4 separate regions of the Mus musculus genome follow, and regions 1, 2 and 4 are each linked to region 3. The links are chromatin loops, found by intact Hi-C in ENCODE. Cell type or tissue: gastrocnemius. All regions are shown on one strand. Region 1 has its middle 7.0 kb from the start of Tnk2. Region 2 overlaps Tnk2 (tyrosine kinase, non-receptor, 2). Region 3 overlaps Zdhhc19 (zinc finger, DHHC domain containing 19). Region 4 holds the start of Tfrc (transferrin receptor).

What was found. Peaks named below come from ENCODE experiments on the same cell type or tissue, not always from the same donor. Only the 100,000 strongest peaks of a DNase experiment are listed, where the experiment ranks them.
Region 1: a loop joins it to region 3, with 4 times the contacts of the local background. A loop is called at or near these places in 11 of 42 quality-filtered maps.
Region 2: it touches region 3 in a loop (6-fold over the local background); 32 of 42 quality-filtered maps call a loop at or near these places.
Region 4: it touches region 3 in a loop (4-fold over the local background); 38 of 42 quality-filtered maps call a loop at or near these places.

The regions. Positions count from the first base shown.
Region 1 is chr16:32,633,681-32,641,680 of GRCm38, forward strand. No RefSeq gene overlaps it. Among named protein-coding and RNA genes, the nearest start is that of Tnk2, 7.0 kb to the right of the region's middle. In gastrocnemius, CTCF peaks have their summits at 1,787 and 4,977 (motif pointing right); DNase peaks (open chromatin) are centred at 1,859, 5,002 and 6,687; H3K27ac peaks cover 248 bases.
Region 2 is chr16:32,678,179-32,686,178 of GRCm38, forward strand. It overlaps Tnk2 (tyrosine kinase, non-receptor, 2), which reads left to right. Exons shown (of 16, transcript NM_016788.3): 12 at 491-535; 13 at 1,281-2,629; 14 at 2,722-2,817; 15 at 2,974-3,101; 16 at 4,507-5,315. The coding sequence ends at 4,513. Among named protein-coding and RNA genes, the nearest start is that of Tnk2os, 14 kb to the left of the region's middle. In gastrocnemius, CTCF peaks have their summits at 4,269 (motif pointing left) and 5,404; DNase peaks (open chromatin) are centred at 2,043, 2,518, 3,292, 4,222 and 2 more places; H3K27ac peaks cover 1,957 bases.
Region 3 is chr16:32,503,595-32,511,594 of GRCm38, forward strand. It overlaps Zdhhc19 (zinc finger, DHHC domain containing 19), which reads left to right. Exons shown (of 9, transcript NM_199309.2): 7 at 2,353-2,438; 8 at 2,757-2,983; 9 at 3,452-3,620. The coding sequence ends at 3,495. Among named protein-coding and RNA genes, the nearest start is that of Zdhhc19, 11 kb to the left of the region's middle. In gastrocnemius, CTCF peaks have their summits at 4,011 (motif pointing right) and 6,080; DNase peaks (open chromatin) are centred at 4,014, 4,433, 5,092, 5,718 and 1 more place; H3K27ac peaks cover 1,810 bases.
Region 4 is chr16:32,605,357-32,613,356 of GRCm38, forward strand. Tfrc (transferrin receptor) reads left to right here and starts at 3,540. Exons shown (of 19, transcript NM_011638.4): 1 at 3,540-3,680; 2 at 7,812-7,870. The coding sequence starts at 7,835. In gastrocnemius, a CTCF peak has its summit at 4,346; DNase peaks (open chromatin) are centred at 3,501 and 5,355; H3K4me3 peaks cover 3,809 bases; H3K27ac peaks cover 3,684 bases.

The sequences.
Region 1 (8,000 bases), 130 kb after region 3:
CTTCTGAGGTCTCTCTTAATGCCACTTCCACTTATCCATGAGCATGGGGAATATCTTTGCAAACTTCATGGGCCATTTTGGCAAAACAAAATGTGCCTTCTCATGGTAGGCCCGGATACTGCATGAAATACAACAGTTCTGTACTAAACCGAAGCTGGTTGAAATAGTGACCACCGTTCCTGTCAATGGGTTCCCATGGAGGCTACTGAGTTCAGCAATATTATCCTCATGCAGCTGGGCTTGGTGGCACATGCCTTTAATCCCAGCACGCAGGAGGCAGAGGCAGGTGGATTTCTGAGTTCAAGGCCAGCCTGGTCTACAGAGTGAGTTCCAGGACAGCCAGGGCTACACAGAGAAACCCTGTCTCAAAAAACAAAACAAAACAACAACAAATTATCCTCACGGTGTGGGATCCAGGTGAGCTCAAGATGAGGTCCAGCTTCCAGAGTACTCGAGGTTTGACCTTGGCAGTTGACAACAATGGCAGAGAGCAGTGTGATGGAGGTCCAGGAGGAGCTCATGAGAATCCTGGCCAAGGGTAGCCTCTGAGATGCTGTTCCTCTGGTGTTTGCCAACAAGCAGGAGTTCAAACTGCCTGCAGGAAAGTGGCTGAGATCACAGACAAACTGGGGTGGCACTCTACACCACAGGGTTAGTTCAAGTCACTCGAGCCACCCGCAGGGATGGGCTTTATGGAGGACTAGACTAGTTGTCCAATCAGCTCAGGAGACAGAGTTCCCTCCCTCTCCCTCCTGTCTGTCTTCTGTTCCTCTTTTATGTAGCAAACGTGACTCAGTGGCACGCCTCTCTTGCACTCCTATGAGATATCACTGAAATTATTATTATTATTATAAAAAAGAGAAACCGCCTCACTATTGGTGCCAAGAAAGGATTTTGGTGTCTAAGCATCTGGCCTCTGGGAACCAATGAGCTGAAGAGTGGCATGAGAGTCTATTTGCTGGTTGGTTTTTTGAAACCAAACTCGGTGCATTTAAAAAATTAAAATTAAAAAATGCAAGACAACCAGAGGCTAGAAAGATGGCTCAGCAGTTAGTGCTCATTGTTCTTGCAGAGGACCAGGGTTTGGCTCCCAGCTGCCAAGTGAGGCAGCTCACAGACACCAGTTAACTCCAATTCTAGGGGATGCATTGCTCATTTCTCAACTTGGTAGGGACACACACGATGAAAACAGATTTGCAAGGCTGGAGAGCTGGCTCAGCGGTTAAGAGCACTGACTGCTCTTCCAGAGGTCCTGAGTTCAATTCCCAGCCACCACATTGTGGCTTACAACCATCTGTAATGGGATCTGATGCCCTCTTCTGGTGTCTGAAGATAGCTACAGTGTACTCACATACATAATAAAAATAAATCTGAGAAAAAAGAAATAGATTTGTAAAACAATATGAAAAAGATGGCTTTAATTCCAGCACTTGGGGCGGGAAGGGGGGGTGCAGAGTCAGGAGAGTCTCTGTGAGCTCAGGACATCTAGGACTAGGAAGAGAGATACTATTATCTCAAATAAATAAGTACATAAACAAGCAAGCAAACATATAAATAAAGCAATGCTAGACAAGAAAATTTGGACACACAGAAGTGCGACTGTGCCCAGTATAGGTTTTGCTTGCCATGTAGCCCGAAGTTAGTCCATGGGATTGGTTATTTCCTCCTGGAAACCTCCATCCACAGCTTGGCCACAGCAGAGTCACTTGCCTGTGTTTGGGTCACCTGTACTTCACAGCACTGAGCTTGTATTCATGCTCACACTCCACCTACTGGTGAGCTGGAGACCTCTGGGAGGGGGTGAAGAGGGTAGGGCCCAGCCTTGTTTTTGATTGATGAATGGTTGGGCAGGGGCCCAAATTCCCAGCTTGCTCTTGGACCCACTTGGGCATGCTGCCACTAGGCCTGGGTCTCGCCAGCAAGAACCTGTGCAAACTGGAAGGCTTTGTCTACTCCATACCGCATCTCTGAGTATACATACTGTCTCTACCTGGGAAGTAACTTCTTCCCTCAGCCTGAAAGAGTCCAATTTACCAGCCTAGGGTGATGGCTACTTTTTCTTTTGAATATGAAAAGCACCAAAGAAGTTGGCATTGTTTCTTTTCTTTTCTTTTTTTTTCTTTTTTCTTTTTTGGTTTTTCAAGACAGGGTTTCTCTGTATAGCCCTGGCTGTCCTGGAACTCACTCTGTAGACCAGGTTGGCCTCAAACTCAGAAATCTGTCTGCCTCTGCCTCCCGAGTGCTGGGATTAAAGGCGCGTGCCACCATGCCCGGTGGCACTGTTACTTTTATTGATGGAACCTTAGGACTGGCATTCTTGGCCCCATGGACTCTTCCACTGCTTTCAATAAACAATTAGTAACCAACCAATAAGCAGACAAAACACAGGGCACCTTATCTTTTCATCCGAGCTGCTGCAGGTGGCCTGCCTCAGTTTACCCTGCGGACAGCCTTCCAAACCTGAGTGCATGTCCTGATTGCCCAGGTGGTGTTCCTCTGAAGCCACTGCTACTAAGGTGTCTTGGATGGTGTCTTAGTTATTGCTGTGATGAGACACCATGACCAAAATGACTCTTGGAAAGGAAAGCATTTAATTGGGACTGGCTTACAGTTTTGGAGGACCATTATCATCATGGAGGGAAGTATGGCAACAGGCAGGCCGACAGCATGCTGGAGAAGGAGTGGAAAGTTCTACATCTGGACTGGTGGGTAGCAGGAAGACTAGGTCTGTCTTGAGCTTCTGAACTCTCAAAGCCCATCCCTAGTGACACACTTCCTCCAACAAGACCACAGCTACTCTAACAAGGGCATACCTCCTAATAGTGCCATTCCCTGTGGGGACCCATGGGGGCCATTTTTATTCAAACCACAACAGATGAATAAAGTAACATTCCAGGAACTTGCTGGCTTGTTAGGCACATGGTTGTTCTCACAGAAGTGATACATAGGTCAGCGCCCTCACTCTTGGGGATTCACCTCCCCGGTTTCTTTATTCCTTCCTTCCTTCCTTCCTTCCTTCCTTCCTTCCTTCCTTCCTTCCTTCCTTCCTTCATTTTTCTTTCTTTCTTTCTTTCTTTCTTTCTTTCTTTCTTTCTTTCTTTCTTTTTATTATTGATTTATTTTATGTATATGAGTACACTGTTGCTGTCTTCAGACACACCAGAAGGCATCAGATCTCATTACAGATGGTTGTGAGCCACCATGTGGTTGCTAGGAATTGCACTCAGGACCTCTGGAAGAGCAGTCAAGGCTCTTAACCGTTGAGCCATCTCTCCAACCCCACCTCCCTGGTTTCTGACATGCCAATTGCCGTGACTAGAGGTTAACTCACAGACCTGCCTTGGCTTCTATTGTCACCCTGTTGACCCCTGGGTACCTGATTTCCCACTCTGTTACTGTCATGAGTCAATCCCATGGGTCTTACCCTGTTTGGGATTACCAGGGAGCAGCCCTAAGAAGCAAGAGAGGGATGTGATGAAATTGAGGTTTAGGAAGATTAACAGCAATTAACAGGGAGGTCCAGAGTCAGCAGGGTCATCTAAAGAACACTCACCTTAATGACATCGTTCAGGGGTGTAGCTAAGGCAGCTGTTATCTCTTGTAATTCCTCTGAGAGAGGATCTGAGGACCAGGCTGGCTGGGCTGGTGAAGGCTTCTCTTCCTGTCACATCTGGCATTTCAAAGGTGTGTAATTACCATTTGAATGAAAACTACTGGAGAGGAGGCAAGGGCTTGGGACTCCTGTTTCTCTGGGTGGACTGAAGCCAAAGAAGTGAAGTTAGAGGCTGGAGCCCTGAGGAACGGAAGCTGCTGTAGCGCACGGAAGGGGGAAAGAAGCTGCCAAGAACCAGACTGGTGGCACATACCTTTAATCCCAGCACTCAGAATGCAGAGGCAGGTGGATCTCTGTGAGTTCCAGGACAGCCAGAACTACATAGTAAGACCCTGTCTCAAACACAAAACAAATAAGAAGACCCAGGGTCTGGTTTCTGGTTCAGTGAGAGAGACAGGGGTGGGGTACGATGCTGGATTTGCATTTGGGATATTGTTCACGCCTCAGGTTCATGTGACCAAACGGAAATGCCTGGCAGTCAGCTGAATGCTGGTACCAGGAGGGCATCCAGGGGTGCAGGGAGAGTAACATGTGTGCACCTAATTAGCTCAGGTGTAATAGAGTGTCAGAGCAGAGCTTACTAAATTATCCAGAGGAGCCAAAAGAGACTGCAAGAATGGGTGGCCCGGGATGGGCATCACTGGGGCAGAAGGAGAAACGCAGCAAAGGGTTGGTTAGTGTCTTCATTATAATTGAGGAAAGTTGGGCTGGAGAGATGGCTCAGTGGTTAAGAGCACTGACTGTTCTTCCAGAGGTCCTGAGTTCAATTCCCAGCAACCACATGGTGGCTCACAACCATCTGTAATGGGATCCGATGTCTTCTTCTGGTGTGTCTAAAGAGAGCTACAGTGTACTTATATATAATAAATAACTAAATCTTAAAAAAAATAATTGAGGAAAGTTGAGCAAAGAGAGGAGCTGCAGGTACACAGGTGAGAAAAACAAAACAAAAACCAATCGAACCCCTAAAACCTCAGCACTAGGTGAGTGCTGACCGCCACTGAGTGGGGTTCGCAGAAAGCGGGGCTCCAAGGGTTTGAGAGTCCATGAAGCTCTAAGGACAGTTCTTGGCACGATTAGTTAATCTTGGATTTCCAGAAGTTTTGTTTTTTGAAACAATTATCTCCTGTAGTTTTGCTGACCTCCAACTCCCTGTGTAGCAGAACATGACCTTAAATTTACCCTCCTGCCTCTACCTCCCAAGTGCTGGGATTACAGGCAGGGCTCATCACACCCAGCTTTTTCAGTGCTGGAGACTGTATGTTAGGCTAAACTACATCCGGACCTCCTGACCATGATAATGACTGATAAGTGCTGAAATGCAGCTAGACAGCTGGAAGAACACTATCCTTACTCTAGATGTCCACCAGGGGGCGCCGGGACTCAGGACTCCATGGTACTTTAACAGTATAGGCGCTGCTGACCTCAGTGGCTCTTCTGGCTCTTAATCCAGCGCGGCAGAGGAGGCAGGCATGTGGGAGACACTGGCAGCAAACCAATCCTCTCTATGCCCTAGTAAGGTTTTGAAAACTGAATGGCCCAGGGGCGTGTGAACAGGACCTGCTGAGCAGCTCTCCCGAGAGCCCTGACCTAGTGATAGATGAAGACACAGGCTGCTCTTGGTTCTGAAAGGGCATGACATGGGTTCGCGGATGTTCCCATAAATATGGAACCTTCAGAGTTCCTCCCTTCACCTCCCAATCCCCTTCCTGACTCCACAGCCTTTGCTTTGTCCAATATTTTCTCTCTGATACCAGCATCTCAGTTCCCAGTGACCTCAGTTAATACTTGTTCCAGGCCCAGGGTATAAAGACATCAATATCTGGTCTCTCTACTCACTTTCAGCAAGCACCGTCCATTTCTGGTAACATGCTGGAACCACCTGGGGAGCTTTTAAAAGCTGCAGAGAAGGACGGCAAGACAGCTCTGGGAACAGAGGCAACGCTTGGGGAACCCACAACTTCCCGAACGTATATGATAAAGTGAGAGAGCCAAGTTCACATGTTGACCTTTGACCTCCATGTATGTAAAATTGTGCACACACACACACACACACACACGTACAAAGAAGCCGTAGACGTGAGACGTTGAGTTCAATCTCAGATGTACCAATTTAATAATGCTAGTGTGGGCCTGTCTATCAGTAAATTTGTGGGTTTTTTTTCCATGATATGAGCTGGAAAAATGGCTCAGCAGTAAGAGTATTTGTTGCTCTTAGGCAGGACTCAAGTTCAGTTCCCAGTCCACAACCATCCATAAATTCAGTTTAAAGGGCTGGAGAGATGGCTCAGCAGTTAAGAGCACTGACTGCTCTTCCGGTGGTCCTGAGTTCAAATCCCAGCAACCATATGGTAACTCAAAACCATCTGTAATGAAATGGGATGCCCTCTTTTGGTGTGTCTGAAGACAGCGACAGTGTACTTACATATAATAGATAAATAATAAATCTTTAAAAAGAAATTCAGTTTAAAGGGATCCAACACCCTCTTTGACCTTCTCAGGCATTGGGCACAAATGTGGTGCATACACATACACAGGGCAAAACCCTTGTGCACATAAAATAAATAAATCTAAGAGAATTAAACATAAAAAATGCATTTTTTCATGGACCTACCTGAAAGTATGGTGAAAATGTAAGGCCTCATATTCTCTTTCAACTGGCTGAATCCAAACCCACCTCTCCACAAGATGCCCATGTCATTGAGAGTTGCTGGCCCAGTATATGTACATTTCATTTGCTCTTAGTTGTAGGATTATCCATGTCATGGCAGGGGCTGTCTGAAGTTTTTCACTGTGGCCTACAGAAGGCAATGGATCTTACACCAAAGTGCAGAACACACACACACACACACACACACACACACACACTGAATCCATAATGTCAGAAAAACAATATGCTCACTACCTCTGATACACTCATCCATTCCACAGACATTCTTGGCGTCTGAGTTGTGTTAGGCAGTAGTCCAAGTGCGTGTGCATAGCACAAAAATTCCTGTTGTGGTGGAGTTTATTGTCTCCTGGGGTGGGGAAAGGAAAGCGTCAGGAGGTCAAAAATAAGCCATGAATGTAGAAGGCATGCTGGAAGGTTAGTAAATCTTCCCTTATTAAACAACATCTTGAGGAAGGCACCGAGGGAGCTGGATAGGTTCCAGGACCCGGATGTGAATAGCCTTCAGAAAAATTCAAGCTTTTGAACTTCTCTGGATCCATTTTTGTACATTTTGAATTATTTAGATTTATTATAATTTTTTATTGTTGTCATTTCGGTTTTTCGAGACAGGATTTCTCTGTGTGTCACCGTGGCTGCCCTGGAGATCATTCCAGCCTCAAACACAGAGATCTGCCTCTGCCTCTGCCTCTGCCTCTGCCTCTGCCTCTGCCTCTGCCTCTGCCTCTGCCTCTGCCTCTGCCTCTGCCTCTGCCTCTGCCTCTGCCTCTGCCTCTGCCTCTGCCTCTGCCTCTGCCTCTGCCTCTGCCTCTGCCTCTGCCTCTGCCTCTGCCTCTGCCTCTGGAGTGCTGGGATTAAAAACATGTGCCACCACTGCACATTTTGTATTTTAAATCCAAAGTAGAAACAAGTTCTGTTTTGGTATTTTAACTGTCATTTGATTTTTTTTAAAGGGGGAGGGGCTGGAGAAATGGCTCAGAGGTTAAGAGCACTGGCTGCTCTTCCAAAGGCCCTGAGTTCAAATCCCAGCAACCACATGGTGGCTCACAACCATCCGTAATGAGATCTGACGCCCTCTTCTGGTGTATCTGAAGACAGCTACAGTGTACTTAGATATAATAAATAAAATCTTTAAAAAAAAAAAGCCGAACTAATATACACTGGATTTAATTAATCTCTGGGTGGTAAGCTACAGTAGTTGTTGTAGAACTTTGCTCTAGTCAAAAAAAGTAAACGGGGAGCTGGGCGTGGTGGCGCACGCCTTTAATTCCAGCACTTCGGAGGCAGAGGCAGGCAGATTTCTGAGTTCGAGGCCAGCCTGGTCTACTAAGTGAGTTCCAGGACAGTCAGGGATACACAGAGAAACCCTGTCTCGAAAAACTCAAAAAAAAAAAAAAAAAGCAAACGGGGCTTAGTGGGGTGGGGGTGGGGGTGGGGAGGTGGGGGGGTGGGGATGGGGACGGACAGAGGCAGCCACAGCAAGGGTAGGGGCGGGGGGGGGCGGGTGTTGGCAAGGAACAAAAACACTCAAACCCCATTGGAATGATTCCATAGCGTCCTGAGTCTTGGCTGAATATCGTCTGCAGGTGAGAGGCAGGATGCCTGACACCCCTGCTTTGGCTTCTTGCTCACCCCGCAGGGCAACTGTCTCACAGTGGATATTCTTTAGGGAGCCACCAACACCACCCTGGAGCAGGTTGGCACACTCTGTTTCCA
Region 2 (8,000 bases), 170 kb after region 3:
CTCTGCAGCCCCAGCTTCCTCTTCCTCCCTCCCTCCTCACCAGGCTCTTCAGATCCTGGCTTTCCTTACTGCCCCCAGTCACGCTGTACCCCCTCTTCGGGTTCCGTCTCAGCCGGGAGCCCCACCCCCTCCCAGATCCCGTGCCTGTCATTCTGGAACACAGTTGTTCCGTCCGCCTCCCCATTCCTCCCATCTTCCGTTGGGTCGCGCATTTTCTCACTCCTGTTCATCTCTCTCTCTCCCTCCCTCTCTCCCTTTCTCTCTCTTTCCCTCTTTCTCTCCATCTCTGTCTCTCTCTTCCCCTCTTCTTTTCTTTTGATCTCCTGCTCGCTCCATCTCTCACCTTTTACCTCCTTCCCTCCCTCCCTTCCTCCCTCCTTTCTCTATCTAAACCCTTCCCTCTGTCTGGCTCTGATCTCCCCACCTCACCTCTGCCTTGCTTGGCCATCCTTCTTTTCTGCCTCCCCTGTCCGCATGGCCTTTCTTACAGGGGAGCCTCCACCTCGCCCACCTCAGCCTGCCATCTTCACTCAGAGTAAGTGGGGCTGTTCAGGATGCCTTGGCCCCTGCCCCCACCCCCTCTCTCTTCTCTCTCCTCTCCTGGAAGGTACAGAGCCCTGGCGGGAGGCTGTGTGCAAGGGGAAGCGGGTGTGTGCTGTGAGCTCTAGCTGCTGGACTGGCCCGGCATGCCTTCCTCCCTCATCTTTGCCCTCAAAGCCTGGCTTCCTCCTGCTCTGCTGTCCCTTGGCCAGCCTCACACTGCAGAGGCAGAGGGCGAGGTTTGGGATGCGGTGGTAGCTGTGGTAGCCATCGGGAGCTCAGTCCTCTGAGGAAGGCTCCCGTTGGCCCGTTTCTGCTGTAAATGTGTGCTGCAGTACGGGTGGGGATGTAAATGTGTGCTGCAGTACGGGTGGGGAGAGAGAGATTACTCACCGGGGCAAAGAGCAGGACTCTTGTGTTAGCAACGAACTCAGAGACGGGTATACATGGCGTGTTGCCTGCTCTAGCTTAGACAGAACTGCGGGTCTTTCCAGCCCACACTGAGGCCTGAAGTTCTGCAGAGAAGGTTCTGTCCTGTTTGAGTAAGGTCAGGTGTGCTCTGGGCAGCAGGGCTACCTGGAGGGGCCTTGCATGGCACGGTTGGGGTGGGGGGCACTTGGCTAGGGGAGTTGACAGTAGTTGGGGAGACACTTGGCTTTCTTTCTCCACACTTTTACCTCCCCTCTTCCCCATTCATATCTGACACCATCTCCCTGTTGGGGTCCCCCTTTTTATCACAGAGCCAACATACGACCCTGTGAGTGAGGACCCAGACCCCCTGTCCAGCGACTTCAAGAGGCTTGGCCTGAGGAAGCCAGCCCTGCCTCGAGGGCTGTGGCTGGCAAAGCCCTCAGCCCGAGTGCCAGGCACCAAGGCAGACCGCAGCAGTGGGGGTGAGGTCACACTCATCGACTTCGGTGAGGAGCCTGTGGTCCCAACCCCTCGGCCCTGTGCACCCTCCTTGGCACAGTTGGCCATGGATGCCTGCTCCTTGCTGGACAAGACACCACCACAGAGCCCCACACGGGCACTGCCACGACCTTTACACCCCACCCCTGTGGTAGACTGGGACGCGCGTCCGCTGCCCCCGCCCCCTGCCTATGACGACGTGGCCCAGGATGAGGATGACTTTGAGGTCTGCTCCATCAACAGCACGCTAGTAGGTGCAGGCCTCCCTGCTGGGCCTAGCCAAGGCGAGACCAATTACGCCTTTGTACCTGAGCAGGCGCAGATGCCCCCTGCCCTGGAGGATAACCTGTTCCTTCCACCCCAGGGCGGAGGCAAGCCGCCCAGCTCAGTGCAGACTGCAGAGATTTTCCAGGCACTGCAGCAGGAGTGTATGCGGCAGCTACAGGTCCCCACTGGCCAGCTGACCCCCTCCCCGACCCCAGGAGGTGATGACAAGCCCCAGGTGCCACCCCGGGTACCTATTCCCCCTCGGCCCACGCGTCCACGTGTGGAGCTATCTCCAGCTCCCTCGGGTGAGGAAGAGACAAGCCGGTGGCCTGGACCTGCCTCGCCCCCCCGAGTGCCTCCCCGGGAACCTCTGTCTCCTCAAGGTTCAAGGACCCCAAGCCCCCTAGTGCCACCTGGCAGCTCTCCACTACCGCATCGGCTCTCTAGCTCACCTGGAAAGACCATGCCCACCACTCAAAGCTTTGCCTCAGACCCTAAGTATGCCACTCCACAAGTGATCCAGGCTCCTGGCCCACGGGCAGGCCCCTGCATCCTGCCCATTGTCCGCGATGGCAGGAAGGTCAGCAGCACTCATTACTACCTGCTGCCTGAGCGCCCTCCTTACCTGGAACGCTATCAGCGCTTCCTGCGGGAGGCCCAGAGCCCGGAAGAGCCGGCCGCCCTGCCTGTGCCCCCGCTGTTGCCCCCGCCCAGTACTCCAGCCCCTGCTGCCCCCACTGCCACCGTCAGACCTATGCCTCAGGCCGCCCCAGACCCAAAGGCCAACTTCTCCACCAATAACAGCAACCCAGGGGCACGGCCACCATCCCTGAGGGCCACGGCTCGGCTGCCACAGAGGGGCTGCCCAGGGGACGGGCAAGAGGCTGCTCGGCCAGCAGACAAGGTCCAGATGGTGAGTGCCAGGCCCTCTTCAGGGTGCAGGGCAGGGGTCTGAGGGACCCAGAGGAATGGGCCCGAGTGGTGCTGATGGGTGGGTGTGCCCAGCTGCAGGCCATGGTGCATGGGGTGACCACAGAGGAGTGCCAGGCGGCCCTGCAGAGCCACAGCTGGAGTGTTCAGAGGGCTGCCCAGTATCTGAAGGTACCATCACTTCCTGCCTGCCCTGGCATTCAGGGGCCCTCAAAGCTGGTTCTGCTCTACCTGACCCTACCCTCTGGCTCTGAGTCCCGTGCCCCATTCTGTTCTGGTACCCTTGGCGCCAGTGTGTCTCATGGCAACATCACCTCTGCCCCTCAGGTGGAGCAGCTCTTTGGGCTGGGTCTTCGGCCACGGGTGGAGTGCCACAAGGTCCTAGAGATGTTCGACTGGAACCTAGAGCAAGCCGGCTGTCACCTTCTGGGCTCCTGTGGCCCTGCTCATCACAAGTGAGTGAGACTGTGCCCCACCTCTGTCTCCCAAGAAGTCTGCTACTACTATGGGAAAGCCTACTTACCTCTGAAAGGCCACATGTCCCCAGGGAGTCCTCAGCTGGTAGAGAGGGCAGGTACAGGGCCCCAGAGGCAGGCCGTTTGTCTGGGAAAGAACCCTCCTATAGACGCTTGGGCTTTCTCATGAGTTGATGAATGAGAGAGGCAACCGGAGCCCTTGGGTGAAGGAGGCTGGCATCTCTGGCTCCTCTCCAGCTGCCCAGGTGCTTCACAGAGCAGCATTTTAGTCCTGATTTCCTAAGCCTATATATACACATACATAGACGGAATTTTTTTTTTAACCTCTATTATATTTAAAGTGACAGTTGGTGCTGGGGAGAAGAATGGTGGCTCAGCCAATGGGATACAAGCATGAGAGCCTGATTTCGAATCCCCACAACCCATGTAAAAGCCGGATGCATAGCTTGAGCCTTTGTAATCCCACTGCTCTTACGGGAGAGACTGGAGACAGACAGGTTTAAGGGCAGCTAGCCTGGCGTACAGTAGCAGAAAAACAACAGACCTGGTCTCAAGAAAGTTCCCTCTGAGCCAGGCGTGGTGGCTCATGCCTTTAATCCCAGCACTCGGGAGGCAGAGGCAGGCAGATTTCTGAGTTCGAGGCCAGCCTGGTCTACAAAGTGAGTTCCAGGACAGCCAGGGCTACACAGAGAAACCCTGTCTCGAAAAACCAAAAAAAAAAAAAAAGTTTCCTCTGATCTCTGCATACTTCTGTGGCACATGCATGCCTGTGTTCAAACACAAATGCTCACTCTCACCCCCCCACACACACACCTTTCTTTATATATAATACTTTTGAAAGAAGAAACATCCAAAGAAAATCTTATTACATTTTTACTAAAAGTTTATGTATGTGCACACTTACAAAATAAAGCATACAGATTAATATTAATTGAAACATTTATCAAACCCAGAAGTGGTGAGGCAGGCAGGGTTGAGGTCAGGATCCTCTCAGGAAGCAAGCGTGGCCCTTGGGGGGTGGGGGTGGGGGTCCGCCAGCCTGTGCTGCAAGCTTGGGCACTAGTCAGAAGCAAACATAGTGTGGCCCTCAGCAAGCAGCGACACCCTTTACTAAGCTGTAGTGCCCTCTGCTGGTGGTTGTCCCTAATTTATATCCTGAGAAACTTCCTGACCTTAGATACTCCAGCACACAATAGTCATAGTTTATCAAAAAAGATACTTTAGAAAGTTCTGGAATTACCGCCTAAAACTATTTTTTTAATACTTTGCGTGATGTCTAAAGGCAGTAACTCCCTCTGGTGACCTTGGATTTCTGGTTAGCTGTTTAACTAGCTCCCGTTCTCTTGTTGATGGATGAGCTTTTGGGTTATTTCCTGTCTTTCAGACGCTGATGGTTGACTGGAGAGCAGTGGTCTGCCCTAAAAGAACCTCTTGAACCTGTCTGTGGGACAAGGGTGGGGGAGCTGCCCTGCCTCAGGCCCGAAGGACCCACAACTGCCTGCGGCTCCCAGGGGACAGTGAGACCCAGGCAGCAGGAGGCTGGGAGCCTCACCTTGCCCACCTCGCTCACCCACCCAGCGCTGTTCTGCACACCTTGGTTCAGCCCTCAGTGCCCCAAGAGGTGGGACGTTCCCAGCCTTGTGAAGGCAAGACAGGAAGCTGCCTGGCAGGCTCTGTGTGGCCTGCCTCTGGCTCCAGATCAAGGCTGGGCTGGTGGCTAGAGTGTGCCCCAGGCTTTCCTCTGGGGGATTAGACTGACAGGAAGCCAGGCTTGACATGGACAAGAAGGATGTGTTGGCCACACAGCAGGGCGAGCCAGCAACCAACAGGCCCTCCTCAGGGCTAGGCCCCTTCCCAGGGAACCCCTGTAGGAGTGTGGAGTGTTGGACAGAATGTGACCTGTAGCTTCACTGTGAACTTGTGGGCTTGGCTGGTCTTAGGAACTTGTACCTATAAACAGCCTGAAGTGGCTCAGAAACAGAAAAGGTGCCAGGATCTTCTCTGGCAGGGACCAGGGCCCAAGGCCCCGGATGTGGAAGGAGACCCCAGTGGCACCAGTACTTTCCTGTTTGACCTGTTCCTCCCCTGTTGCTATCTGATGTGTTCCCATCAGCCTCTGTTGCCAAAGTCGTGGCCCCAGCTATGGATATCTGCTTCTTCCAGAGAAATAAAGCTTGTTTCTATTTTATGTTACTCTCGCGTGCCCGCCTGTTTCTTGGGTTGTGCCCTCCAATCTCAACAGAGTGCTGCTGTCCAGAGAAAGCTGTTTATCACCACCTATAGGCAGAGGAAAGAAGTGCAGACCCAAAACATCCTATGCCTGTACCCTTACAGAGCTGTCCTAACTTGCTTCATGGTCTGGAACTGTCACAGTCTCTGCGGGCTTCTGTAGTGCAGGACACATTTCAGGAGACAGTCTAGTAGCTCAGTCAGTTGGAGCTGGACCAGAAGCAGACGTCACCCAGGGCTTCAGTAGGTACAGCCATTTGTATTTTGTTTCTCTGAATAATGTATTTAAGTGATTCTGAATTCAGAAGGTACAGAGAGTACACAGCAGGGCGTCCACCTCAGCTGCCCACTTCCCTCATCCTCTCTGCCCTTATCAAAGGTTCCTGTGCGTTCCCCCCCCCCTTTTTTTAATTAGGTATTTTCTTCATTTACATTTCTAATGCTATCCCAAAAGTCCCCCATACCTTTCCCCCACTCCCCTATCCACCCACTCCCACTTCTTGGCCCTGGCGTTCCCCTGTACTGAGGCATATAAAGTTTGCACGACCAAGGGGCCTCTCTTCCCAATGATGGCCGACTAGGCCATCTTCTGCTACATATGCAGCTAGAGACACAAGCTCCGGGGGTACTGGTTAGTTCATATTATTGTTCCACTTATAGGGTTGCAGACCCCTTTAGCTCCTTGGGTACTTTCTCTAGCTCCTCCATTGAGGGCCCTGTGGTCCATCCAATAGCTGACTGTGAGTATCCACTTCTGTGTTTGCCAGGCACTTGCCTCACAAGAGACAGCTATATCAGGGTCCTTTCAGCAAACTCTTGCTGGTGTATGCAATGGTGTTAGCATTTGGAGGCTGATTATGGGATGGATCCCCGGGTATGGCAGTCTCTAGATGGTCCATCCTTTCGTCTCAGCTCCAAACTTTGTCTCTGTATGGGTGTCTTTGTCTTCCATGGGTGTTTTGTTCCCAATTCTAAGAAGGGGCAAAGTGTCCACACTTTGGTCTTAGTTCTTGAGTTTCATGTGTTTTGCAAATTGTATCTTATATCTTGGGTATTCTAAGTTTCTGGGCTAATCCCCTTATCAGTGAGTGCATATCATGTGAGTTCTTTTGTGATTAGGTTACCTCACTCAGGATGATGCCCTCCAGGTCCATCCATTTGCCTAGGAATTTCATAAATTCATTCTTTTTAATAGCTGAGTAGTACTCCATTGTGTAAATGTACCACATTTTCTGTATCCATTCCTCTGTTGAGGGACATCTGGGTTCTTTCCAGCTTCTGGCTATTATAAATAAGGCTGCTATGAACATAGTGGAGCATGTGTCTTTCTGTTCTCCTTTTTTTAAACAGATAATTTTTGGAAACTTCCTTAGAATTTTGGTTGGTTTGGTTCTTGGCCATCCTTAGCAGTTACAGCCACTGTGGCAGTAATCTGGGTGTGTGCAATGTTCTCACTGGCGAGACTGGATGAGGCGTTGTGGGTAGTGAGCTCCAGGGCCGTGATGGAGACTGTGAGATTGTTCAGTGGTTCCACCAGCAGTGAGAGTTGTGGCCGCGTCGTAAGCAGCTCCCTGGCCCTACCCAGACTGCCTGGTGGCAGATCGTGGTGGGAGTTTTCCGTTTGCATGCCTCTCCAGAGTAAGTAGACTTCTCAAAAAGTAAGTTGTGGGACTGGAGAGATGGCCCAGGGGTTAGAAGTATTTACTGCTCTTGAGGCCACCTACGTGGCAGCTCACAACCAGCTGTAATTCCATTTGCAGGGGATCTGATGCCTGACCACTGTGATCACCACACACACATGCAGTGCATATACTTATGTGTAAGCAAAATAGACACACAAACACATTTTTTAAAGTAATTTGAGCTAGACGAGATGTTGCAGTGGGAACAGTGCTCTGCACAGGCATGGAACCTGGATTCGAACCCTCAGCACCACTGTAAAATAAGTAAATAAAAAGTAAGCTGAGGCCAGGAGTGCCGGTGCCTGTCTGTAATCTCAGCATTCCGGAAGCCAAAGCAGGAGGATCGGCGTAGGTCCCAGGTCAACCCGGGGCTGGGTTTCATCATAAGAGCCTGTCTCAAAAACAAACAGAAAAGGGCGGCCAAGTAGATGACTCCGTGGTTGAAGGCGTTTACTGTGCAGGCCTGGTAACCTGATTTTGAGTCGTGGAACCCATGGTGGAAGGAGAGAACAGAATCCCAAAAGTCAGTCCTCTAACTTCACATGTGTCCACACACACACACACACACACACACACACACACAGCCCCCCCAATAACAAGGAACAAGTAAACTCTCTCATGTTCCCTTTCTCTGTGAATTACCTATTAATATCTGTGGATCTTTTTAAATGTAAGATTACTAATCTCTTGCTGACTTTTAGGAAGCAACTAGATCCAGGAAGCTCCTTTGAATCCTACAGATGATATAAGCTTTAGGAAGCAAGATAAATCACGGAAAGTAAATGGACAGCTGGGATTCGTTAAAGACATTGGAGGGAGGCATAGTGCTACCAGGCAGGGAAGGGAGGCACTCAGGCATTGAAGCCAGAACCAAGTTCAAGGTCTGCTTATGGGACTTGACACTATTTAAAAACAGCCCGCAGAAACACTCAGGGTGCTGAATCATGCTGGTGCTCTTGACTGCAGT
Region 3 (8,000 bases):
AGTTAATGTCATAAGCCTCCACTCCACCTGCTGAAACCTCTCCTGGGTGCCCCTTCCTGCAGGTGGTGGCTGTGTCCACCAGCTGCTTTCTTACTTTCTGGACCTATTTCAGCCCTAGCCCTTCCTCAGCACCACAGTGACCCTCCTTTCAGCGAGTGTCCAAAGTAATGGACACTTCCCGCTCTGCACTCTATGAACTACATGCAACAGCATTTTTGGCTGTGGCTCCTCGGGTGGCAGCCATGGGGCCAGGGAGGCCAAAGGACTTGCTTTACTGGATTGCTCCCCTTTCTCTGTGCTGCCCTGGCCACACCCCTCAGTGTTCAGGACACTGCCTCACAGCTGCTCACAGAGCAGAGAAAGCTAAGCCGGCCGTGTTGCTTACACTGTGCCCACAGTGCCCACTGCAGTGCCTGGGACAGTTGGAGACGCAGAACTATCTAGATCTGGGGCTTCGGCTCAGTGGTAGAGCACATGGCTTAAAGAGAACACAGGGCCCTGGCATTACTTCCAAGCACTAGAAAACTCTAACAAACCAATGATTCGGCATAATAGTGGAAAAGGAGAGCGGGGGCGGGGGGCACAGTTGGGCAGAGAGCAGAATAAGATGACGCTTTGTTTGGGTCCTGGAGAGTGTGAAGATATTTGAGACACAGAATTGGAACAGGAGCTCCAAGTCTGTAGCCAGTGAGAGGCTATAGGAGCACTTCATGAGAGTCTATGGGAGCACTTCACAGCTACTGGATTCTCTCTGTGTCTGAGAGGGCATGCCCCTTTGGGTAAAGGAATATACTCAGATTGACTTGTTGGGTCTTATGAATTAAGCATTTCTATATCATAGAAATCAACAGTTTTCTATACTTCCTATACATATAGCTGATTGTTTCCCATGGAACTTTTAAAGGTCTGTCAATTGTATCAACTCTTTCTAAACAGAATTCCTAGGGAGCTACTTGTTTCTCTAAATTGCCGCAGACAGCTTGAAGGAGGTGGGCATAGCACAATGGTTGATATAGTTTTTGGGCCATGGCAGGATATTCCAGGACAGTCCTGAATGTGGTCCTGCCTTCTGTCTGATGCTGTGCTGAAGATCAAAGTCTTGATGAGAGGATCATGGGGCACAGATCATTTGGAAGCAGGCATAGATGATGTTGGGTCACTTTTCATTGTGACTAAGGCTCTCTAAGTTGGGGTGAGGCTTGACCTGCAGGAGGAGTGGGGGTGGGTGGGTCTCAGGATGAGTGGGAAGGGACAGTGGAGAGGGGAGAGGAGACCCTAAGTAAGAGTGTCCAGGAGGCTGGATGGTGCTGGGGCATTCCCTTAATCCCAGCACTCAAAAAGCAGAGGCCAGAAGATCCCTGTGAGTTTGAGGCCAGCCTGGTCTACAAAGTGAGTTTCAGGACACCAGGGCTACACAGAGAAACCCTGTCTTAAGAAAGAAAGAAAGAAAGAAAGAAAGAAAGAAAGAGAGAGAGAGAGAGAGAGAGAGAGAGAGAGAGAGAGAAAGAAAGAAAGGAAAGAAAGAGAGGAAAGAAAGGGGGAGAGAGAGAGAGAGAGAGAAAGAGAGAGAGGAGGAAGAAAGCATCAATGGGTGCTGGCACAGTGGGGTTCTCTTTAACTGCAGCACTGAGGGTCACTGAAAGTTAAAGGGCTAGCCTGGGCAACAAAAGTAAGTTCTAGGGAAGTTTAGGCTACCGAGTGAGATTCTGTCTCAAGACAAACAAACAAAAAGGAAGAGATCAAGGGAGGGCTTGAACTTTGAACGTGACCTCTGCTATGACATCGACATTGGGACAGGTTTTCCCAGGCCATGTGACTCTGGCTGGGAAAATCTGATTCGAATGAAGATGGTGAAACCCAATCATAACCCTTCAAGATGGTGAAATTCAATGAAGACAAACATTCAGAAAGGAAAAATGAGCAGTGGGAAAGCCAAGACATGGTGGCTGGGTGGTGGGACTGTCTGTGGAGGGGCTGAGTGGCTAAAACAGAATCTGAATAAACAGCAGGAGGGTCTGAACAGCGGTCAGGGAGGTCAGAGGAGAGTTTTTGTGGCCCATAGAAAGCAAGGATCCTACATAGGGGCACACAGGTGACAGGGAGCCCCGAGAGGGCAAGAGAGGAGAGAGGCAGGCACAGTGTCAGCAGCAGCCCTGGCAGAGCTGCTCAGAAAGGTGCTTCTCCTGGAACCCAGGAAAGCCAGAGCCCAGGCCGCTCTCCAGCTCCCTTCTCTCTCTTTGCAGACTGACCAGCCCACTCCAGCTGGGCCTGAGCTGACTGGCTGAGGGCATGTCGCTGCTGTGACTTACTGGCCAGTTCTGACATTCTCTTCTCCTCCCCATACCCTTCCAGTGCAGGTACCATCCGGAATACAACCCTTTTGACCAGGGCTTTGCCAAGAACTGGTATCTGGCAATGTTTGCACCACTGGGTCCCAAGTGAGTTGGGAAATCAGACAACGGAATGGCGGGCCCTAGGGATGGTTTAGTGCCCTCTTATCCCAGCCCCCAGACCTTGCACTCTTCCCCTCAGCACCCAGCCCCTCTTCCCCCCAACCCCGGGACCATTGGGGGCCTTTCGGTTGACTTTTGCCTCAAGATACAAGATTGAGGGGGTGAGGGAGCTGCAGCCAGAAGAGGCTGGCCTAGCTCTGGGCAGGGCTGACCCCTGGGATGAGTCCCCAGACTGAGAGGGAAGATGAGGTCCTGGCTAAGAAGGGCATTGACTCCTTGTACCTGGCCCGGTCACTTCTTCAGTTACATGTCTGAAGTTGTCTGTCTGCAAAGACCAGTGGGGACAGCATGGATCCAAGAGAAGACAAAGCCCTCACCACCACGTCGTCCTAAACACTGTAGGCCAGGTCCTCCGGGGCCCCAGCACCAACCTCGGCGCGTTCCAGGGAAGGGGCCCCCAGGGAGTGGAGAGGCTGCAGCTCTCCAAGAGATGCGAAGGCTGCCTGCATCTGTGGAAAAGTCCCCAGGAGGTGGGGCTGGCCCTGAAGCTGGGGTGCTCAGAGCTTGGTGGAGGGGAGCTTGAATCTGGAGGGACCTTGAAAGGGAGTGGCTCTAGAATGCACAGACAGACAGACAGACAGACACACACACACACAGAGAGAGAAAAGACCTCATTCCCAACTTGGTTTGGGCCCTGGGCCAGTCACTAGGTCTGAGCTAGCTGTTAATGGGGACGGAGATTAGCCTACAGTTTATACTGTTTTTGAAGAATGCACCTTCATTTAGTCAAAAATGTTGCATACAGTTTAATTTCATTGAAATGCACGGTGGTGGAACATAAGGTATACATGGGGGTGGGGGCAAATCATCACAGATTCCCTTCCAATCCCGAGACCTTTGAAGTGCTGGTCACCCTTGGCTCAAACAAGGAGGAGATGGGGGGTGGGGTGGAGCTGGGGACCCTGGAGGGAGCCTGCATGTGCTCACTCTGTGTTTAGGTCCACGCCAACCCACGGCTGAACCTGCCGCTGGAGACCCCTAGATGAGACTCTCCCCAGTGCACACAGAGCCAGGACCACCTGAACTTCCTTCCGCCTCTGAGTCTGAATCCTTGTGGTCCACTTGGGACCTACCCATCCTCATTAAATATTAATTGTTGATTTCTGATAAGGGTGTCTGGCCTGTTGAAGGGTCGTGAAGACAGATTTCTGGGCATGAGTGAGCCAGGTTCCCGGAGACCCAAATTCAGGGTTTATCACTGCTTGGTTCCATGATCTTGGGCAGGACACTAAAGGTTCTCTTATGATGGACCAACAGTATTAACTGCAGTCTTCCTGGGAGGCAAAGGCAGGCGGATTTCTGAGTTCGAGGCTAGTCTGGTCTACAGAGTGAGTTCAAGGATAGCCTGGGCTATACAGAGGAACCCTGTCTCCAAAACAAAAACAAAAACAAAAAACCCCTGCAGTCTCTCTGATAAGGGCTGGTGATGATGCGAAGGAAAACCACCAGTCATGGCTGCACTGGGTATCCACCTTGCAGTGCCTCTATCTGGCTGAAGAGGGCGCCAACTGCCCGGGGAACGTGCAAGACGCACTTGACCTTTTGCACTGTGGCACGGGGACCCTGTTGGGTTGGAAGGCCATCAGGCTAGGTGTGGGTACCCTTCCAGTGGCCACTCTAAGAGAACTGGATAAACGAGGGATGCTCAGCCTCATGCTAAGCCTGCATCTATCCTGCATCCTCATCTCATTTTTTACGTACCCCCATACTCCAACCTGTCCCTGGTATGACCCAAGGTCCCGTGTGTCTTTAGATTCCTGGGGGTGCCCGGAGGAGCACATTAAGCTCTGACTTTATTAGTGGCCACGGTGTGTGGCCTTTGTAGTACAGTCATCTCTCCAACTCTTTATAAAGCCAAGCCACAAGTCAGCTTTATTCCCTTATCAGCCCCGTTCCCAGCCCCCAGGCCCCAGCCCACTCACTGTCCCTAGAGGCCCAGGCCCATTCCTGTCAAATCTGTCAAACTCATCTGCTCTGCTTCTGACCCTCTGGGTTACTGGCTAGCTCATTTTTTCAACACCAAGAGCTTCTTGAGAGAGGGCTTGGGGGCTTTTCTCTACTTTTACCCTTGCTCGACTTTTCTAGGTGGAGTTTTGGATATGCGTCTTTGACGTACGAAAAGTTAGCCCAGGCCAGGTGTGGTGTCACATGACTTTAATCCCAGCACTCAGGAGGCAGAGGCAGGGAGTTTGAGTCCAGCCTGATCTACAAAGTGAGTTCCAGGACAGCCAGGACTATATCGACCCTGTCTTAAAAAAAATACAAAAAGTCTCAACCCAGCTTGGCCCTTCTAGAAGATTCTGGGGAGCACATTCTGGGTTATTATGGGAGCACATTTAACTGTGGGGCTAAAATAGCTCTGTGTTACATGGCAGCGAGGACAGGATTGGTATTTTTGAACCACTAAGTGTGTCTACCTCTGGGTGTGACTCTCCAGGTGTGTGCAGAAGGGAACATCCCAGCTTCAGGAAAAGGGCAGTCAGGGGACTTCCTCTTCCCCCAAAGGAGAGCTCCCCAGGTAGCCTGGGCCTGGGTCAGAGAAATAGAGGGGTCCAGGAGCCTGGGCCAAGACTTGGATTAAATCCTGCAACTTCCTGGCTCTGAAGGGGTACCTGGCCCACTTGGAGGCTTTAGGGAGGCTGGCTGTCTTCAGCCCCACGTGGCCTGGGATTGTACTTATTGGCTCCTAGGCTCCAGGTTTGCAGGGAACTCACCCAGCCTCAGGCAAGGGGCCTTCAGAGGCTCAAGCATGTTGTTATCTTCCCTGACTCCTTAAGGCCTCAGTTACCCAGCAGGACAAGGTTGTAATTTTCTTCTGATTCTCAAGAGGCTCTGAGTTCTTCAAAGGCAATCGCTCCTGCTCTGGGGTAAAGATTCTAGGTTTCTTTGTTCTTCCCAATTGAGAATTTCTACAGCTCTAGGAGGGGCCTAGCCCACCCCTTCTCCGAGGGCCCTTTGTCCTTCCCTAGATCTCAGGCGAGGCTGGCAGGGCTTCAGTTGCTCTGCTCCCACTTTCTCCTCTGCCCCTTTTTGCAGAACCTACCTTTGCTTCTCAGACTTACCCCGCCCAGTCTTTGGCTGACAGATAAGGTGAGAGCTGTTATCAGAGCCCCAGGAGGGGGCCTGCTGTCCGCATGCCCAGCATGCCCTGCCTCCCTCAGAGGAAGGGTCAAAGCCAAGAAGGACCATGTGCCAACTTGGAGCCGGAGCCCCTCTGTGGGATCCCAGCCAGCTAGGTCCTAGAGCCAAAATTATCTCGAGTCATCCACACAGCCTTCTGGGAGGTAGGGACTTACAGGGCAGGACAAGTCTTGAGTGACTGACTAACCAGACCTGCTGCCAACTAGTATGTTTGACAGAAGTCACTTGGCTCAGCCCAGCAGTCCCCACAGAGTCATTTACCTCACAAAGAGTCACAGGCTTTGACTTTGAGGGTGAGGGTCAAAGACAAGCTACCACCATCAGTTTCAGACAGGGTTTGGGGGCTACTGGGGGAAGTGGCTGGCTAAGATAACCTCCTGGCAGAAATGGCAGGCAGCCTGGTGGCTTTCTGGTTTCTACTCTCAGCTGCCCCAGCAGGGGAGCCAGCGCAGTAGCTGCAGAGCTCAGCTCTCTTACCCTAGGCTCAGATAAGCCAATGCCTCAGCAGTCAGGGAGCTGATAAGGAGGCTGCAGAAGCCCTCTGCATCCTGGGCCTCCCGATAATGGTCCCTACTGCCTCTGGCTCACCCGCCCTGCTCTGCCTTAACCACTCCACCCAAGGGGGGCCCTGCAGTGGCTGAGGGTGGGGCAGGGCAAGAATGATGGGGCAGAGGAGACTACTACAGAGCCCGTCAGGGCCAGGCTCCTCACACTTCATAGGGCACAGGTTCCTCACACCTCAGATGCATGGGTATGGGTCCTTGCTAGTCACCTCATGGGCACCTGGGTCTAGTGTCAGGCCCCTAAGAGACCTTATCTGGGGATTGTGTGTCTTTAGTTCTTAGCAAACAGATGCAGCCTGGGGATGAAGCCCTATTCCTGGTGACAAACCTTTACTAACCCCCATTGGGTCCAGCCTATGCGAAGTTATTTATAATATTTCCTTTCATCTTCACACCAACCCTGCTAAGTTGCTATTCTTGGTTTAGAGACGAGGAGGAAAACAACATTCAACAAAGCAGTGACTTCCCCTGGCCATGCTAAGTGGGAAAGCCAACCCCCTCCAGGCCCTTTCCCATGACACGGTCTTTAGCGTGAAGACTACGGGCTTCTCTAGGAAGCAAGGTGAGCGGTCACAAGTCACAGCACTGTCACAGGCATTGACCAGGCAGAGTCAGACTCCAGCACTGGCCAGAGGCTGCTTAGTCAATGGTAGGCATCACTGAGGGTGACCCAAGGGCTGCATGAGGCCGGGCTGCATTGTGTGGCCTGCTTAGGACTTCATAATGCTAGTCACTGTAATGGCAGAGTCCGCTGCTGCCCCGTTTAGAGTCGGATCCTTTGGGGCCGAGCAGTGATGGGGGAAAGGTGCTGTTTCAAGGGGAAGTTTGTTTTACAGAAAATCAACCGGTGGGGTGTCTCCCAGCCAAAGGAGTGTGTGTAGACTCGGTTGTAAAAGCTGGGACTCCCCTGCCGAGCAGTATCGTGGCCTTGGGGCCATGGCTGTGCACTTCAGTTAAGCAATCAGCTTCAGCTTGTGTTCATGACACCTCAGGCTGAAGGAAGTCAAACACCACTTGTTATTCCTGGCTCCTGTTTCTCTGTGCCCCGGCCTCCATCTTCAGCCTCACCTCCTCTCACCTCTCCGCTCTCCTCTCTACTCCCTCTCCCTTCCTTTTCTTTCCTCTTCCTTCCGTCCTCTTTCCTGTCCCATTCTTCCACAAGCTGCTCTTCAGTTCTCCATCCCTTTGACTACTCCCACCCTCACCCCCACCCCGCCCCGCCCCGCCCCGCCCCTGCTTTTCCTGGATGAAAACTTCCAGGAACTCAAAGTCAATGAAGGACTTTCAAGTAAGAAGGTATAATTGTGATTCGTGGAAGCTGTAGGATCTGGTGCAGCACAGGAGGGCTGAAGGCAGACTCTGTACAGGGAGCCTTTGTCTGCTTCTTTCTGCCTGGGGGGAGGGGGGGGCTTCTGCAGGCCAGCCGTTGCTAACTGCTTTCTGACTGGGGCAGTTTTATTTTGCTATGGGAATGAGAGATTCCAAATTGGTGAGGGTGGGGACCCTATGGGCCATCTAACCACCTCCCTTGTTCCTCAGGGAGAAGGAAACAGAGGATGAGGGCTTCAGGGAGGGTTTCCCTTGGAGTCGGTACAGCTCAGGAAAGGCTAGCCTTGGCAGTCTCCAGGTGTCGTCTGCCTTGTGCCCTTTTCCATGCCCTGTGCTAAGAAAGCTGGACCAGGTCTTGGCCTGTAAACCAGGAAGGGCCTAAGGACTTAGCTGCTTGACCTCAGCCAGCAGGATCCCAATGCTGACCTCAGGAGCTATACTCACGGTGCTGTTC
Region 4 (8,000 bases), 100 kb after region 3:
CTAAGTCTGGGAAGAGAAAGGGGACAGGGATGTAGGAATGAGGTCCAGTTAGACAGAAGCCAGAGGGTTGGGGAGACGGCTCAGTGGATAAGGCTCTTGTCCATTCAGATGTCAGAACTGGAGTTCAGATCCCTAGAACCTACATAAAAGCTGGGTGAGACCTGGTATCCCATCTGTAATCCCAGCGCTTGGAAGCCGAGATAGAGTTCCCAAGGCAAAGTGACTAGCTAGACTATTGGAAAGACCTAGCTCCAGGTTCTACGGGAAATCAATTGGAGAGTGGATAATCCCTGGCCTTCCCACCCATATGCACACATGTGCTTGTGTAACTAGACACACACATGAAAACACACTCGATCACACCACATATACACTTGCACCTTTTTATACACATTTGCATTATAGACACTTTTGGGTTTTGAAGACAGGGTTCCTCTGTGTAGCTCTGGATGTCCTGGAACTCACTTTGCAGACCAGTTTGACCTCAAACTCACAGAGATCCACCTGCCTCTACCTCCCAAGTGCTGGGACTAAAGGCATGAGACACCACGGCCTGCCCATCCTTTTTGTTTTCGTTGTTTTGTTTTTTTAGAGAGAGTCTTAGCCTGGCAGTGGTGGCACATGCCTTTGATCCCAGCACAGGGAAGGCAGAGGATCTCTGAGTAGGAGGTCAACTTGGTCTACAGAGTGAGTTCCAGGACACCAACTCCCAGTGATCTGTCTACCTCTTCCTCCAGTGTGCTTCCATTAAAGGTGAGAACCACCCAGCCTGGTTTTGTGAGAACGCTAGTGCATATGATAGTGAGAACTCTAGTGCATATGATAGTGAGAACTCTAGTGCATATGATAGTGAGAACTCTAGTGCATATGATAGTGAGAACTCTAGTGCATATGATAGTGCGCCTGTGCACCTTTTGGTGGAACTGGAAGAATCCTTTTGTTGGTTTTTATTTTGAAAAGCAGTCTGCGGAAGATTGACTTCTGAAAATGGGTAGTTTAAATAAAAGTTATCCAAACTATGTTTCATGTGGCCCCCACCCCCACCCTGCCCCCACCGGCATGGCCTCACTAAGTGGTTCTGGATGTCCTGGTGTCCACTATGTAGACCAGGCTCACAGAGATGGCATTAAAAGCTAACCAAGCATGTTTCATTTCAATCCTGTAAACTACTGAGCCTCCTGGAGTAGAAGAGAAAACGCTCACTTTGGTTGTCATGCTAACAAGAAATGACAATCCATGACAAAATAGGTGAATGTATAGAATAGGAGGCAAAAGAAATGGTTTCTTTTCTATTCTGTTATATACAAGCTCTGCAACAAAGGAAGACAAATTACCATTCATTTTCTTGAGGTTGCAGAGGAGGGGGAGCCTGCAAACCTCCCGGCAAAAGGGGTTAGTGGGGGAGTTAATCATATCGAGTCCACTATCACTCGATAATGCATGAAAAGAAAATTATTACCACTTCTCGGCCTTTTGGCTAAGATCAAGTGTGAAAAGAAAAATATTGGCATTCTCTTTGATGTTGACTTTATAATTTCTGTTAGTTAGTATAAAACTACTACTTGCAATTCCATAGAAACAAATAGTATTCAATTGCATTTCCTAAACCATTTATTTATTTATTTATTTATTTATTTTCACAAAGGTATCAAATTTTCACCCCAGGCTTGGTGCAGCTCAGTTAGTAGAGAGCTTGCCTACCACCCAGGATGCCCCGGGCTCCTTCTTTAGCATCCTGGGTGTAGTAGCATAGGCTTGTACTCCCAGCACTTTGGAGATGGAGACTGGAGGATTAGACCAGCCTGGGCTACATGAGATCAAGTCTCCCTCTCCCCCTCCCTCTCTCTCTCTCTCCCTTTCTTTCTTCTTATTGGATATTTTATTTATTTACATTTCAAATGTTATCCTCTTTCCCAGTTTCCCCTCCACAAACTTCCTCTCCCATCTCCCCGAGACCCAGTCTTTAAGAAAAAAAATTTTTTTTTTTTTTTTTGCCATAAGATGGCCCAGTAAATACCTATGTTTGATCCTGCACAAGATGGGAGGCAACCAACTCCCAAACATTGTCCTCTGACTTCATGAGCACCCAGGTTCATAACCACACACACACACACACACACACACACACTAAAAATAGAATAAAAAATTTAAGTGAAACAGAAAGACCTTCACTTCAAACTGCCATCATTGTTTTCATTTGTTTTTTGAGATGGAGGTTCTTGCTGTACAGCCTAAGCTGGCCTGGAAGTCACCCATCTTTCTGCTCCAAATTCTGAGCTATGGGGGTACCAAACACTGCTGTGTGCTTCTGTGCTTCTCTTACAGGGACTCAGTCTATAGCCGGAATCATTATTTCTTCTTTTTTTTTTCTTCTTCCTCTTCCTCTTCCCCTTCCTCTTCCTCTTCTCTCCCATCCCCCTCTCCCTCCTCCTCTTCCTTACCCCCTCTTCTTCCTCTTCCTCTTCCTTTTTTGTTTTTTGTTTTATTGTTTTTAGACAGGGTTTCTTTTTGTAGCCCTGGTTGTTCTGGAACTCTCTATGTAGACCAGGCTGGCCTGAACTCAAGAGATATGCCTGCTCTGCCTTTCACTGGAATTAAGGCCTGTGCCACCAAGACCTGCTTATGGTCTGAATTTCAGAGATCTCTCAATGGCTGTGTGCTCTGGCTTTATATATATTTTCTGGAGTAGTACAATTTGGACAAAGAAGGGTCTAAAGGGACCAGCAGTTAGTAAATCCCAAATACGCGTTGAATTTTAGAGCAGATAAGCCAAAGGTCAAATTCGTGGCTGGGAAGTAGATTAGTACTTTAAAAGACATTCCCAGGGTCCCTAAGGGCTCCATCTGGGAGCGCGCTATCTGTAGTCCTGTTGTGGTTTAAGATACCACTCTCTTTGTTATTTGTAAATTTACCACAGGCTGGGCAGTAAAGTACAGATAGGAAGAAAAGAGTGTGAACGTTTGCAGTTTTAACAGAACTCCTTTTATTTGCTATGCATTGCAACAACCCTCTAAAAGCAATAATGGCGATAAACATGCAAGTTAATCTACAACTTTATCACCCTAGTAAATCATTGGTTCCTATTTCCCTTCCATAGGCTGAACATAGTGAGCACTGGTAGCTCTTTGCTTGGCTTAAGCGCTGCTTGTTAAAATCTAAAAAAAAAAAAAAAAAAGATTTGCAGTTTTGCTTTAAAGTTTTTCCTTTAAAGCATCTCTGAGCTGCAAAAACTCGTCTTTAGGATATGGTTTTGGCGGAGACCTAAGCCTGCAAGTAGGAATATTTTAAAGAGTAAAGGCTGATACTTTCGAACTTGCACCGCAGGGTTGGGTGTCGGTCAAGGTTAGGCGGAGGGCGACAGGCCAACTCCAAAGACACGGCGGGGGAGGGGTGCGGTGGAGAAAGCGAGCCGCAGCCAATCGCACGCGCTCTCCCGACACCTGCCGCCTTGGCGCCTTTTCTAGGCTACTCCGCGCACGCACTGGCTGCGCGCGCAGTTCGCCTCCAGCGGTCTTGGGGGAGCACCTCGGTAGGTGTACGTGCGGAAGGAAGTGACGTAGATCCAGAGGGCCGGCCGGGGGGTGGGGCCGAGCTATAAGCTTTGGGTGGGAGGCAGCGCTGCCTTCAGAAGGCGTGCGGAGCGCGGGCTGCTGCATTGCGGACTGTAGAGGCGCTTCCTAGTGAGTGACTCCCTTGTCAGCGGCACGGCCCATCGTGGTCCTCGCGTGGCGGGCGGACCAGAGCGAGACGCCAGGGCCTGGGTGGTGCGGGCGGGGAGGCGGAGGGGTGTCGCGGAGTCCGGGGCTGAGGAGCGCGGGTTGCAGGTGCAGCGCGGTGGGTGTGGGGAGCCGCTGTACCCTGCGCCCCTCGGGTCCTCCGGGCCTTCGCAGGCCAGTGCTAGGCCGCGGGTTCGAGAGTCACCACGCTGAGGCGCAGGCTTGTTCCGCCGGGAGCACGTGGTGGCGGCTGGAGGAAGTCGCCCCAGGGAACGGCTGTCGGGGTACGTGGGTGACCTTGGGGCCCCTCGCAGGAGGGCGTCACAGCTGAAAAGGACAAAGCTGTTTTCTATTCGGTTACTAGTGTCACGGACATTTAGAGGGGCGGGGGGAGCTTCCAATAACTGCACGTTGGAACTTCGGCACCACCTGGTCGGTTTTTTTGCCAGTCTCTCCCTCTTGGCCCAGCGTGTGGAATCTCATTTTTCTAGGGCAGAATAGGTCTGAACGCTGCAGGTAATACTAAGAACGTCTCTAGCATCTCCTAAGATGGGAGAACGTAGAAATACGACCTCTTTGTACGAGCTCTTTTAGAACTAGCTGTAGAGAACCAGCGTGCACCCTGGTGTTGGACAGCTCTCTAAAATGGTGTTTGAGGGTAAGAAAACTGCATTTGCAAATTTTTCAGTTAGCACACTTTGTCCCGAGCGTAAAATGAAATGATCTCCTTATACTTAGGCAGAAGACTGGACTGGATTGCTGTTCAGTTTCTGTGCTATTTTTTTAAAATAGGATTTAAGTGGGAAATAGTTGTGTTACAGAAATTCTCGGCTATTCTGTGCTATTTTTTTTTAAATAGGATTTAAGTGGGAAATAGTTGTGTTACAGAAATTCTCGGCTACCTGATACTTTTATTCTAAGATTAGATGAGTTGGCTCTGAGCTGTGAAATATGACCTCTTTGACAAAGACATTTAAGCTGATTCAGGATGTTATCTACAAAGAAAACGGGATTTAGCTTGTGTGGGTCCACTTGCATTTATTTTCTGTTAAGGATTATAATAAACTGCTTTATACAGGAATCCAATATCAGCTGTTTTTTATATAGAGAGCATAATACTTTTTACTTTGAGAGAGGATGTTGTCAAGGAATGGTGGCTGTGAACCTGGCCTGTGTTGACTGGTTAGATCTGTCTGCCTAACCCCACCCTAAGGCTAAGTAGTTATATGCTTGTGGCAATGTGCTTATTTATAATAGGGCAAGATTATGGGCTAAATTTGGGTTAGACAACAATGAAAGTTAATTAAACGACCCTCAGGCCTTGGGTCTACTATGTGTAAGTGATTTCCTTCTCTCCCAGATGAGTGCTATACAAAATAAACTTCAGTGACCTCAAGTGGTTTTGACCTTTTGGTTGCTATTCAGAAAACTATGGAAATGAAAACCTGCTACCTATTTCCTATTGCCTTTTCAATTTCCCAAAGAAGGTCTCCCCTATGAATCCATGGGTAGCCTTGAACTCAGATCCACCTGCTTCTGTTTGGAGAGTGATAAGATTAAAGGCAAGTGCCACCACACCCAGCAAAGTAGGCTCTTAAAACTAAAACCTTTGCAGTCGGGCATGGTGCCACACACCTTTGGTCCCAGCACTGGGGGGTAAGGCAGAGGCAGGTGGATCACTGAGTTTGAGGTCAGCTAGTGCTGAAGAGTAAGAGCCTGTCTTTAAAACATCTCAACAGCTGGGCAGTCGTGGTCCATTCCTTTAATCCCAGCACTTGGGAGGCAGAGGCAAGTGGATTTTTGAGTTCGAGGCCAGCCTGGTCTACAGAGTGAGTTCCAGGACAGCCAGGGATACACAGAGAAACCCTGTCTCAAAAAACCAAAATATAAATAAATAAATAAAGATTGGGAGAGAAGTCAAGGATCTCATAGGTGGTCAGGGAGCTACAACTGCAGTAGTAAAGAAGTAGGACTTAAAAGAACAGGGCCGGCACTAATTTTGAGGATCTAGATCGGGCCCTCAATTAAGGAACTTCCTTTTGTGTGAACTCAGAATTTGAAATGAAATGTGCTTGTCAGAACCATTGCATGGCTTATTTTTTAATGAAAAGTCTGGCTAGTATCTGCTTATCTTCCAGCTTCCAGCTCAAAGTTAAGGTCATAGATCAAAAGAACTATGTCTTTATCTTAGTTGTATCTTAATTTTTATTAGAATTGAATGGTTTTCCTAATGTTTGGTAACATCAAAGGTGTGTAAGTAAAAGTGAGAAATCAAGATTAACTTTCTCTTGGCAAAGATTGTTGACATTGGTGACATCTTGGACCAAATGAGAATTGTTTTACTTTTAAATGTCCCATCAACAGCTCTCAGTTAGGCTGTTCTATCTGGTTTGTCTTGCCATGCTTGCAGAGTATAGATTTGACAATTTGAAAATTCAAAAAGCTATATAAATAGGTATGTTGCTATATGTAAGATTTTAAATGAGTCAGTTAAGACTTAAAGAATAACTGGGTTTATTTTATCTTGTCAGGTTATCACTGTGTAGACCAGGTTGACCTTGAAAACAAATTCTCTGCTTCCCAAGTGCTGGGATTAAAGGCGTGTGTCACTAGCTCTGACACTGGCTACTTTGGAACTACTATGGTGTTCACAAATGCAGAGTTGAGTGTTGGGATTAAATGGAAATTTCATGTCTTTTTTTTTAACTTTCCCTTCTACACAGGGCTTCTCTGTGTAGTCCTGGCTGTCCTTGTAGCTCTAGACTAGGCTGAATTCAAACTCAGATCCACCCACCTAAGTGCTGAGATTAAAGGCATGTGCCACCACTGCCCAGTTCTGAATTGTTGGGGTTTTTTTTTTGTTGTTATTCTTAATTTTAGTTCGATGAATTAAAATCGAAATAACTTGTTTCTTAGAAAAATAAGGTGTAATTGGGTTATAAAGCCAAATTTAGACATTAATACCAACAGCCTGTTTAGGCTCAAAATTGTTCAATCATTTTATTAGTATTATTATTAATCATATCAACTTGAGACCTGTTTGGGAAAGCAGAATATTTTAGGGATAGCTATTTCAGACAAGCATTAATGTGTTAGCTGTTTTTTTCCCCCTAGAATATGATTAAAATTGGCTCAGGGTGGGGCCTTCTAGTTCTGGCTCTAGCGATTGGGTCTGTTTCTGGTGAGGTGGTAGTGATAAACTGTAACAGAAGGGACAAGAGATTGGGCTTCTGAGAACATGTATGATCTGGTATGTGACTTTAATCATTAAAGCATGGGGATTCAAAAATACTAATGAATAGGCCTTAGAACTAGTCCTGAGTGTTTTGTAAAATAACAGTCTTAATTCTCCTAGTTTCTGGATTTTTTTCTTTGTCTTTGGATACTAAGTTTAAGCATTTATTTGGACAGAGTGGTGCCCACTAGCTGTTCTATTCTAGTACTTGGGAGGCAAGAGGCAGAACGAACATGGCCAGCTTGGACAACTTAAGAAAACTGAAAGGCTTGCCATCCTAGTTTTTCTTTTGATTAAACACACTTATATTCTAACTAGTTTTCTCTATCCTTTGGGTTTTGTTTTGTTTTTTATTTGTTTTGTAGCTCTAGCTGGCTGGCTTCGGAATTGCCTGCCTCCCAAGTGCTAGGATTAAAGGCATCACAGTCACTACCCAATTGATATCATGATTCTTAATTCAACTTCTAAGAACAAATTATCACACTCTGAATCTAACATGGAATAGCATTATCCATGTTCAGATATCTTTGTCTCAAGGCTCAGGTTTATCCTTTGTAGCTTTCTTTTTGCTATCCCACCTCTATTCAGCATCCAGTCAAGGATCACTGAGTTGGTTATCAGTAAATTAAACATTTTAATTAATGTCTAGGAGACAGGTTATGGTATAGTTCTCAGTGCTGGGAAGTTGACATGGTAGGATCTCAGTTCATGGCCAGCCAGAACTTTCTGGTGAGATCCTGGTTCAAGCACTACAGAGCTTTTCTAGAAAAGTAACTATATTTAGGAGTAAGTTTGATATAATGACAATCCCATCGTAAGCCTTCAGTAACCTGATGCATTGGTCTCTGTTTTAATATCAGGTACTCCCTTGTAGCAGCTGAGAATGATGGATCAAGCCAGATCAGCATTCTCTAACTTGGTAAGGTACTTTCATCTATCTGAAAAAATGTTCAGTAAAAAACAAAACAAAAACATGACTTCACCCAGTGAGTACAAGATGATACCCCCAATTTTTTTTTTTTTTATTATATGTATGTACACTGTAGCTG